Regions from separate parts of the Mus musculus genome. Here region 2 is linked to region 1. Evidence: chromatin contacts called from ENCODE POLR2A ChIA-PET data. All regions are on one chromosome and are shown on one strand. The core of a region is the stretch at or near the end of the contact, and the rest is flanking DNA. Distances in the headings are between cores, read along the strand shown. Region 1 holds the start of Slc25a12 (solute carrier family 25 (mitochondrial carrier, Aralar), member 12). Region 2 holds the start of Dync1i2 (dynein cytoplasmic 1 intermediate chain 2).

Region 1 (4,794 bases), core at 91-2,590:
GTGAGCACACGAAGCCTATAACTGGTGGGTGGGAATAAAGGCAATATACTACTACAGGAGACATCATCAGCTTGTTACAAATTTTCTTGTAATAACCCAGGGATAATCAAATATTGCAACATTTAAGTATGATTGAGCCAAGGGTATGATATCTACAATATGTAGGATTGCTATTTAGTTTTATAACTTAAAATGGTCTATGATAATGGTGGCAAAGAAGGTCTTTGCAATAAATAACTACTTATACACATACTTCATATGCATATATGTGTATTTATATCCACACTTTACAAATAGGACCATGTCTAGCACATGGAGGATTTTAGTAAATATTTGGGTGAATATCAATATGAGAACTAATAGGATCTTTTCTCCCCTTCTTTTTTTTTTTTTAACAATTTTTAATTTTATTCACCTTAGTGCTTAGATGAAATGTGGAAAATAGGTGTTGATTATCTTTCTACCTTTAATGAGTTCTGAGGAGCCTCAGACTGAGCTATCACCTCGGATCCGCACCCCTCTTCCCCCTCCACACACCCCCCCCCCCCCGCCTCCCTCCCTTCCCCTTTCTTACTTCTCCTCTATTCCTTTCGTTTTTCTTTTCTTTGAAGACGCGTCTTATGCATCCAGGCTGGCCTCTAACTCTTATGCAGCCGAGGATGACATTCCGATTATCCTGCCTCCATTTCTCAAGCCTGGGGATTACAGTCGGATACTACTTCGCCAAGATAGAGTTTATGTGCTACTGGGCATAGAACCCGGGACTTCCAGCATGTTAGTTAGGCACTCCAGCAACTTAAGCTACTTGCCTGGCCCTCACATATCTTAATGGCAAGCCTCAGTTTTAGAGACATTAATTTAGCTTAAGGCAGGGCTGGGAATTCACAGAGGAATTGTTTCCTGTAGAAGAGAAAGTCAGCATAGCAAGTACCAGCTCCAAGATAAATAAAGTTGTTTTCTATATACATTGTACAAAGAATTTGGGTGGTTAAGAGAGTGAAGCGAATCTATTAATAAACCATTAGGGATATCCCAAGGAATGTTAATTCAGGAGCATATTTCTGAAGTTATGTTTACTTAGGTTTTCCCTTTAAAAAACCTAACTAATCATTTTCCTTATCAATATTTGTCACTGGTTGTCATAAACTCATTATTAATGGGACAAGCTCTCATATGCTTCCAACCTTGCTCAATACAGGCCCCAAGTGTTCCTTTAAGCCCCAAGAGGGAACCGACTTTGGCTGAAGCCGGTGCCCAAAGCCACACCCACTGCCAGGCCTTGGGACTTGGGGCTGGCCCAGAGGAGCCTCTGCTCACACTGCGCGTTGGAATCCGGCGACCGGAGCTCTGGTGTCCCCCGCAAGAGGTGCGACTGCCCCGCCGGCCCGCTGATGGATCAACCAAGGCCACTCGGTGCGCACCACCGACGCGCTCTAGCTCATTTGCATATAGACGGGCGCGGCGCTGCGACAGGAGGGAGCGCGGGCGCGGCCCCGGGCCGTGGCGCGCGCGCGCCCTGACAGCTCGGCCCAGCTCGCTCACTCGCTCGTTCCCGGCTTCCGAGCACAGCATGGCGGTCAAGGTGACTCCAACTCTCTGCTGCTGCTTTTATTGCATAAGAGACGTTCCAAGGGCCCCGAGTGCAGCCCCCCGCCTCTTTCCGTTGCTTTCTTTGCCTGGTTCTTAGCCAGTGCGTCCCGGGGCTCTAGATTGCGGGTGGAGAGCTGTGCTGGGCTTGGACCGGAGCGAAGAGGATGCCCGGCTGGGGGAGGGGAAGGAGGAGGGATCGTGAGTTGGAGGGGCTCCTGAGGACCATGGTCGGGAGGAGGAAAAGAGTAGTGTTTTGTCCTAGGTACATGGGATTGCGAGCACAGAGTTGGAGAGCATCAGAGAGGGACTGAGAGTCAGCGGGCAGGAGAACCGGGGATACCCAGGGCATCCGCGGTGGGGGAGGGGGTGGGTGTTGTCATTTGGGGCCACAATACAGCCCAGGGCACTGGTTGACATTTGCCTGGCAGGTTGTCAGATGTCGAAAGTATCCGTATTGTGGCAGCTCTCAAGGTTTAGGTCAGATGGAGAAAGGGTCGCCAAGATGACGATGTACTGTTTCTGCTTTCCACAAGAAAGGCTGCTAGGCCCGGCTATTAATTTGGCTGTTTTACATCTCCTGTTGCTCCTCTCTTGAGGCTCTCAGGATTTGTAGCTTGGTGGTTGCTACTGTATTGCTAGTAGTTGTGGAATAAAGTAAACGATTACATTGGTTTCCCTTTCCAGTTCACAGGAAGTGCCGTCTGTAATTTGCTCTATCTTGCACTATTCACACCCTTTTCTCCCACCCCTTAGCCGTAGATCTCCGGTTTGACAGGTGTTATCAGCAATTAAGCTTTGGGTTTGTTTTTAGACTAAATGACCTTATGAAAGATAAATGAGTTGTTAGCAGATGTAAACTATAATCTAAAGAGATTATGTGGTTTCTAGCTAAGCATTAACCAGTCATTCCCCCCCCCCCCTCAGGTGCATACAACCAAACGAGGTGATCCTCATGAGCTGAGAAACATATTCCTCCAGGTAAGTGAAAGAATTTTACATCAGGGAAAGAATGGGAAGAACATGATCGTTATTCCTCTTTAAGCTCTCTAACTTTGAGAAATGCTCTTCTCACAAACATGAGTGGAGGATGTCCTTTGTACTTGGTTTGTTTTGGTTTTTTTTTGAGACAGATTTTCCTTGTGTAGCTCTGGCTGTCCTGGAACTTGCTTTGTAGACCAGGCTGTCCTGGAACTCGGAGGATCTACCTGCCTCTGCCTCCTGAGGGCTGCGATTGGCTCTATACCCGGCCGTTTGTACTCTTAGTAAGAACGGATTGGAAAATTTTTCTTTCTATTGGGGATTGATATGAGGTTTTCCTGGAGTTGCTCTTTTTGTTTGCATGACTTAGGATGACTTATAAAATTTTCCTTCTCATAAATGTCTATGACATTTGTTGCACAGATAATTTATGACTATTGTAGTTGCGCTTTCTCCTCCCACTTATTGCAACCATAGATGGGGATGGGGGTAGGGGTTGGTACAACATGTTTGCTTTAGATTCTTTTGTAAGGAGGCTGGTAAGATGACTCAGTGGATAAAGGTGCTTTACCCAGAACCCATATAAATATCGAAGGAGAGAACTAACTATATAAAGTTGTCCTCTGACTTTCATATATCTGTGCATATGCACCAGTGCTCACACATCTGCTCCTTATAATAATAAATTATTTTTTAAAAAGGGGTGGGGAGAGATGGCTCTGCAGTTAAGAGCACTGTTCTAGAAGACCTGGGTTGGATTCCCAGCACCCATATGGCAGCACTCAGCCATCTGCAGTCCAATTCCAGGGAATCTGTCATCTACTTCTAGCCTCTGAGGACATCACATCACATGCATGTGGTGCATAAACATACACACGTTAAAAAAACGGAAGTCTTGCCGGGCGGTGGTGACACACGCCTTTAATCCCAGCACTTGGGAGGCAGAGGCAGGCGGATTTCTGAGTTCAAAGCCTGCCTGGTCTATACAGAGTGAGTTCCAGGACAGCCAGGGCTACACAGAGAAACCCTGTCTCGAAAATACCAAAAAAAAAAAAAAAACCCAAAACAAACAAACAAAAACAAAACAAAACCGGAAGTCTTGTAAGGATTGACCTTAAAATACCTTACTTATGTTAAGCTTTTAGAATCAGTCACCTGACTACGCCTAGTTTTTTGCCTTTGCTTTCTTAAATTCCTAAGGTATTTTACTAAAAGTTATGTTTTTCTTGGAAGAGCTGTTTTTTAGAATCTTGTATTCTGGCTGTGGAGTCTCTGTAGACTGTTAACCTCGGGCAGGCTCCTTCTGGGTATTATTTTCCACTGTAAAATGAAAGGTGACCTTCAAGGTTGCTTTCCATTCCAAAAGTCTGTGATTCTATCTTAGGAACAGATTCTAGCGTCTGCTAATGAGTCTAAGCTGGATAGCACTTCCATCCGGGACAGGTAGTTTCCTCAGGCCTGGTGGGGAGGAGGAGGCTGCATAGGTGACCACACACAGTGTAGTTTATGAAAGAGAATTGGTAAAGGTCAGGGATAAAGTGTTTCTCTACCTTGCTTTAGCCCTGCATTTGAGTGTTAGCACCAAAAGAAAACAAAAGAGAATTAGAAAAATGAGAATTATTTTTAATTTTTATGTTTTAGACTAAGGCTTTTTAGGTAGCACAGCCTTTCTTTCTTTCATATGTCTTTGTTTATTGGAGACAGGGTGTTACCATGTAACTCTGGCTGCCCTGGAACTGTTACACCAGGCTGACTTCAACCTCACAGAGATCTGCCTGGGGTACCTTGAACTTGTTTGATCTTTCTGTCTCAAGCCTCCTGAGTCCTGGGATTATAAGTGTGTATAACCTTGCTTCTTAGGAGCCTTGAGTTTTACAAAGTGTATTAAAAGGATCCTTTCTGGAACAAAACTAGTTATAATAGAGCCTCACCATTTGTGTGTTAAGACCTTTGTTCCTTACAAGTGTTGTTTGGGGTTCACAAAAACATATTAGTATAAGCCCTGTACTATGATTAGGGTCAGTTGTTTGTGGAGAATTTGTATACTATAGCTAATTTTATTTTCTGGTTACATATGGAAACAATCAGCTGAGATGCTCTATGATGTAGTAAGAAGAGTACAGGTATCAGGAACATGTGTATCCCTCACCCCAAGTTCAAGGATGCCCCCAATGTAGACCAGGCTGGCCTTGAACTCACAGAGATCTGGATGCCTTTGCCTCTCAA
Region 2 (5,599 bases), core at 2,329-4,828, 160 kb after region 1:
AACCCATTTCCATGTATCACAGGAAGGTTTGTAAAAGTAGGAGACCGTCCAATTACAGTCTTCCAAAGTTTCTCAGCCACACTACACATGATTTTTGAGTCACTGTGATAAACTCTGTTTTTTTAACAATGCTTTTTCTCCAGGTCCTGAGAGAGATCTAACAGTCTTCTCGCAGTCCTGGCTATTACTCAGGCATTTATATACACAAACTCAGTACGGCAGGCACACTTAGGGCAAGTTATTTTATACTGGCCATCTGAACTGTATCTGTGTACACAAATCTGCCCAAAGAGATGCAATTAGGAACAATATGTAAATATCAAGGAAGGGCAAGTAAAATATGGCCAGCTCAAAGCCAACACATATTTGTAATATTATGGTAAACAAATCATAACAGAGATTTGTGGGATAAACAAAATCAGAAGATAAAAGTACCTTTTTGGTACTATTAAATCAATAACCATATTTCAAGGACTAACTCATTTCAAATGTTATATATATGCAAATCTTCTACTCAAATAAATTGTTACATATATTTCAGTTTGCCAGTAATATCATTCTAGCAAATTATCAAATTATCTGGACAATGAATTTATTCTGATAAACTAATTTATTACATGTATACACATATATGTGTGTTATCTTAATTCAGGTGTGTACTATAACGTACTATAATGCAGATGATCCTTACTTTGCATGAAAATATATTTCTAGAAGACTATATGAGTAAATTTAACTTCCATAGCTCAAATCTTAGAAATGCATCAAATTATATGAAATACATTCAGCCCACTAAAACATCACCCTGGACCAGTTTCCTCATCTTCGTACACCTGCCTTCAAAGTACAATTCACTGATAATGCTGCACAGGCAATAACAGCTTGGGAACTGCACTGGTACTGACGATATTATGGAATGCCCTGACTCATACTCAAGGGTTTTGCTTGTCTTAGTGAATCAAACATACTTCCTTTTTTTTCCTTTCCTCTTCTTTCCTCTTCTTTTCTTCTCTGATTTGGGCCAACCGTTGCTTCTTACGTTCCAACTCAGCTTTTAAATCACTTTTGTCCGACATGGTTGTGACCTTAAAAAGCATGCCAACATTAACAATAATCATTACATTGATTTAAAAGAACAAGCAACAGGCTTTTTTTAAAAAAGTACTTCAAGAGGTGTACCAAGAAGCTAAGAATTTCAATGGTACCCATAGAGAACACACAAGTTCTACTTTTAAAATAGCAAAAACCATATATGCATACTGTTAAAATGTAAGAAAAATTATACACAAATGTATGAAGAAATATTTCCTAGAACTTGAGCACAACAGCTAGTACATAGATGTTTTCATGTTCCTAAGCCCAAATTTAACAATGTGTCACTGTAGCCAGGTTGGCCTTGAAATCATAATGTAGCCCAGGATGTCCTCATGGCGATTCTCCTATCTCAGACTCTGGTGTGCCAGAGTTAGCCAGCACACCCAGATTCCATGTTTTCTGATGTCTCTGTATTTGAGTACTAGATAATAAAAGTCATAACTAATGCTTAAAACAAACGACACTGTTGGTTTTAAGTTCTAGACGAGTATGATAGTTCACACCTGTAATCTGGGCTCTCTAGGAGGGAGGCACAAAGATTCTGAGTTCCAGGCAGCCTGGGCCATACAGGGCAAGACAGGCTTTTAAAGAATGCTTATGTCTTCAGCTATGAAACCAAAACTATTACCAGAGATGTCTGTGTTTTGTTCCCAGAAACTTAATAAAACACTGAATAGCTAAACAGGAAGTTCCTAAAAATTCTTTTAAATTCTATAGATGTTCCATGACAATCAATCAAACAGTATATTTCCACCTAACACCTTCTTGTGGCATTCTTATGATTATCTATATGGGCCTGAAATGTTCCATGGTAGATAGTCATCTGGATGAGTTGGGGGCTGTGTTTTTATGGTTTTTGTTACCTTCACAGCATAGCAACCTTAACACTGAGCTCACAGCTGCTAAACGATCCATCTGCAAAGTAGATGGGATTACGAACACAAGCGTGTCCTCATACTGACTGTTATGCAGGAGGGAGGGAGGAACGAGGAGCTTTCTGAACTGGAAAGGTAACCTAGGGACTCAATGTAAGGTAGGAGCCAGGACCTTGTTACCTTCTCTACATTACTGGTTCAACCTTTGTCAGTGTCTCTCTCCATACAACTGCAGGATTAAATGCTTTTGATTAAGGAAACTGGGTTAATAACCTCTTGAAAAGTCTAGGAATCTCTTAGGATCACAATAAAGTTGGATTAAGGGCAAATTTGGTAAGGAGGAAAAATTCATCTATGAAAATGAAAAACATTCTTCTATGTAAATGAAAAAGGGAGAATTCTTGGTAGCGTACTTCAGAAAGACAGGACAGTGGGCAAAAACTAGTGAGCAAGTAACAGGAAATCCCTTTAATATACACTTTTTTTTCCATTTTTTATTAGGTATTTAGCTCATTTACATTTCCAATGCTATACCAAAAGTCCCCCATACCCACCCACCCCCACTCCCCTACCCACCCACTCCCCCTTTTTGGCCCTGGCGTTCCCCTGTACTGGGGCATACAATGTTTGCGTATCCAATGGGCCTCTCTTTCCAGTGATGGCCGACTAGGCCATCTTTTGATACATATGCAGCTAGAATATACACTCTTATATATACTCCCAACCAAGTCATTTGAACAAACTCGCAAAGCAAAGCTCGTGTTTCTTCACCCACTCTTTTCAGGTCTCTAAAAAGCTTCATACTGTAAGGGCTGTTGAAGAAAGTTTCCATACACATCACTCTGTATGATTTTTTTTTGTATTATGTATGATAAATAATACATATTATTTTCTGTTTAGGACCAATTGTCAACAATATACCAATACTGCCTGGAATCTAGTTTGAAGAAATACTTCTTCCTTCAACTCTAACTATTTTGTCCCGCTGAAGCACGGGCGATCAGTTAGCTCCCTCATTATCAGACAGGTCAGGGCCTCTGCTCCGTGACTGACAGGTTCATTTTCTTAAAACTCCGGAAAAAGGAAAGTGTCTAGAATGATGTTTACAATCACAGTGTTCAGAGACCTCCAACACACACGCTAGGTGCCTGGTCATTGCTACTGACCCAAGTAGTAGTGATCTTTATTAATAAAAACCAAGCAAAGCTTAAGGAATTACTTTCTCCCTAGGCTTAAGGCCAAGAGGGTGCGGTCCGGGCTGGGGTGTGTCCGAGGTCCACCAGACGGGTGCAGGACAAATCCCGAGGGTCCAGGCCGCCTGCGGAGGGTCCCGAAGGGTTGCCAAGGGCCCTGGTGGCCTCCCCAGGCCGCTTTGAGTCACCCGGGCCGGCGCTGTCAGAATATCGGCCGGGCGGCCCTACGAGCTCCAAAGCGGCCATCAGAGGCAAAAGGGACTTGAAGGAAGCGCGGCCGACCGACCTGTCAGGTGGCGGAGTGGAGATCGCTTTCTCTGGCCGGTAACTTCCCGGGAACGTCCCTCTCCAACTGTCGCCGCCGCAGATCCGCGGCGTCCCAAGCACACAAAGAGGGATGGGCGGCGGCCGCTACGGCGAGAGCCGAGGGACAAATGGCTGCGCCGAGACGCGGTCTCACACAGAATCAGAGTCTTTGCCGCCCAGCGCAGAGGGGCGGCCTCTCCGTGACTTACCTTTTGTAAAACAGAATCTCCCGGTTGAAACAGATACACCGGCCCGGGGCCCGAAGCGTTTCCGCTTTGGCAAAAGCTGGACAACCACACCTCACATCCTGGGGCGGAGCCCTCAATACCTCCAGAGAACTTCAAGTCCCGGCAACCAGGCGCCCTGCCTGGGCGAGCGAAGCTCTGTGGGAGTTGTGGTCCCACTAGAGGCAAGGAATGCTGGGATATGTAGTCAGTCTTAGCTTTCCTGTCCCCAGCACCAAGGCCATCTTTCTGCCCTTAAAATGCTAATGAGAACATTCCAGAGTTTGTATTGAAGGTGTTTTCTTCCGTGGAACAATGATTACAATGCAGCATGTGCTGCTTAAGGTCTGTGGCCCAACATTAACAAAATCTTAAGTCCTGTTTTTCCATAATGAACCTGAGAAAAGGGCATTTTAAGAAGTTTATTTATAGGCATGTGCTCGTAGATTGATTTGCAGGGGCCATGGATTATTGAGGATTCTTGTAGCATGTGACACAAGATCAAAAATAAACATATATTGGGGCTGGAGAGATGGCTCAACTGTTAAGAGCACTGGCTGCTCTTCCAGAGGTCCTGAGTTCAATTCCCAGCGACCACATTGGTGACTCACAACCATCTGTAATGAGATCTGATGCCCTCTTCTGGTGTGTCTGAAGATAGCTACAGTGTTCTTGTATAAATAAAATAAATAAATCTTTAAATAAAAATATATTAATTTAAGCAGGGCATGGTGGCGCACGCCTTTAATCCCAGCACTCCGGAGACAGTGGCAGAGGCAGGCGGATTTCTTAGTTCAAGGCCAGCCTGGTCTACAAAGTGAGTTCCAGGACAACCAGGGCTATACAGAGAAACCCTGTCTCTAAAAACAAAACAAAACAAAACAAAACAAAAAAATAATTAGCATAAAAATAATTTCTAGTATTTTATAACAGAATAGTTTCCTCCAAAAAGTGTGTTTGGTAAGAAAGCATTTTATACTATTGGATCTGGTTAGATTTTTAATATAAAGAAAATAATTGAAATAAGAATTTACCAGAAGTGCATGGGCTGATGCATGTGGCTTGAAGAATTTATTTGAATAATCTGAAGCATTATTTGCCAAGTATTAAAGCGTTATTTGCTAAATATTAAAGGTAATACCAAAGCATTACTTTCTTATCTTCTAGAAAACTGACAGGAAGAACATTGTTTAAGTTTAATATTGATCTCAAATTTGAAGCTTTAAAATTTCAAAGAGCGTTTAGTTATGCAGACTTTGTTTCCTTCTTTCCAAATAGTTTTTGTTTAGTCACTTGAAAATTGTTATGAGTAGCCATTCATCATGTACCAGGAATGGAGCTGCACACTCTCAGAGCTGAAACAAACTTTCCTCTTCTCAACGGAGAAACACTGGGTTCTCAGTTCCATCAACTGTTAAGATGAGATTGTGTAACTAAGTCATAGAAATAGGTAGGTAAGAAAAAAAATACTTTCATTAAGAGATGCTTCCAGGTACGAGTCTTTGATTTTGGAAAGTTGATTAGAAATCAATCATGGCTGGGCAGTGGTAGCACACACCTTTGATCGCAGCACTTGGGAGGCAGAGGCAGGCAGATTTCTGAGTTTGAGGCCAGCCTGGTCTACAGAGTGAGTTCCAGGACAGCCAGGGAAAAAGAAAGAAAAAATTAATCATGAAAACAAGATTCAGAAAAGTACCATGGTACTGAAAAAGAAGAAGAAGAAGAAGAAGAAGAAGAAGAAGAAGAAGAAGAAGAAGAAGAAGAAGAAGAAGAAGAAGAAAAAGGAGAAGGAGAAGGAGAAGGAGAAAGAGAAGGAGAAGGAGAAGGAGAAGGAGAAGGAGAAGGAGAAGGAGAAGGAGAAGGAGTAGAAGAAGAAGAAGAAGGAGGAGGAGGAGGAGGAGGAGGA

The links. ChIA-PET counts read pairs that join two places held with the same protein, here RNA polymerase II (POLR2A).
Region 2: POLR2A ChIA-PET joins it to region 1 with 12 read pairs in Patski. The contact joins the promoter of Dync1i2 here to the promoter of Slc25a12 in region 1. POLR2A ChIA-PET finds 5 or more read pairs at or near these places in 2 of 5 experiments (Patski and embryonic stem cell).

The regions. Positions count from the first base shown.
Region 1 is chr2:71,364,301-71,369,094 of GRCm38, reverse strand. It overlaps Slc25a12 (solute carrier family 25 (mitochondrial carrier, Aralar), member 12), which reads left to right and starts at 1,340. Exons shown (of 18, transcript NM_172436.4): 1 at 1,340-1,582; 2 at 2,515-2,568. The coding sequence starts at 1,571.
Region 2 is chr2:71,209,925-71,215,523 of GRCm38, reverse strand. Dync1i2 (dynein cytoplasmic 1 intermediate chain 2) reads right to left here and starts at 3,578. Exons shown (of 16, transcript NM_010064.4): 1 at 3,450-3,578; 2 at 969-1,085. The coding sequence starts at 1,076.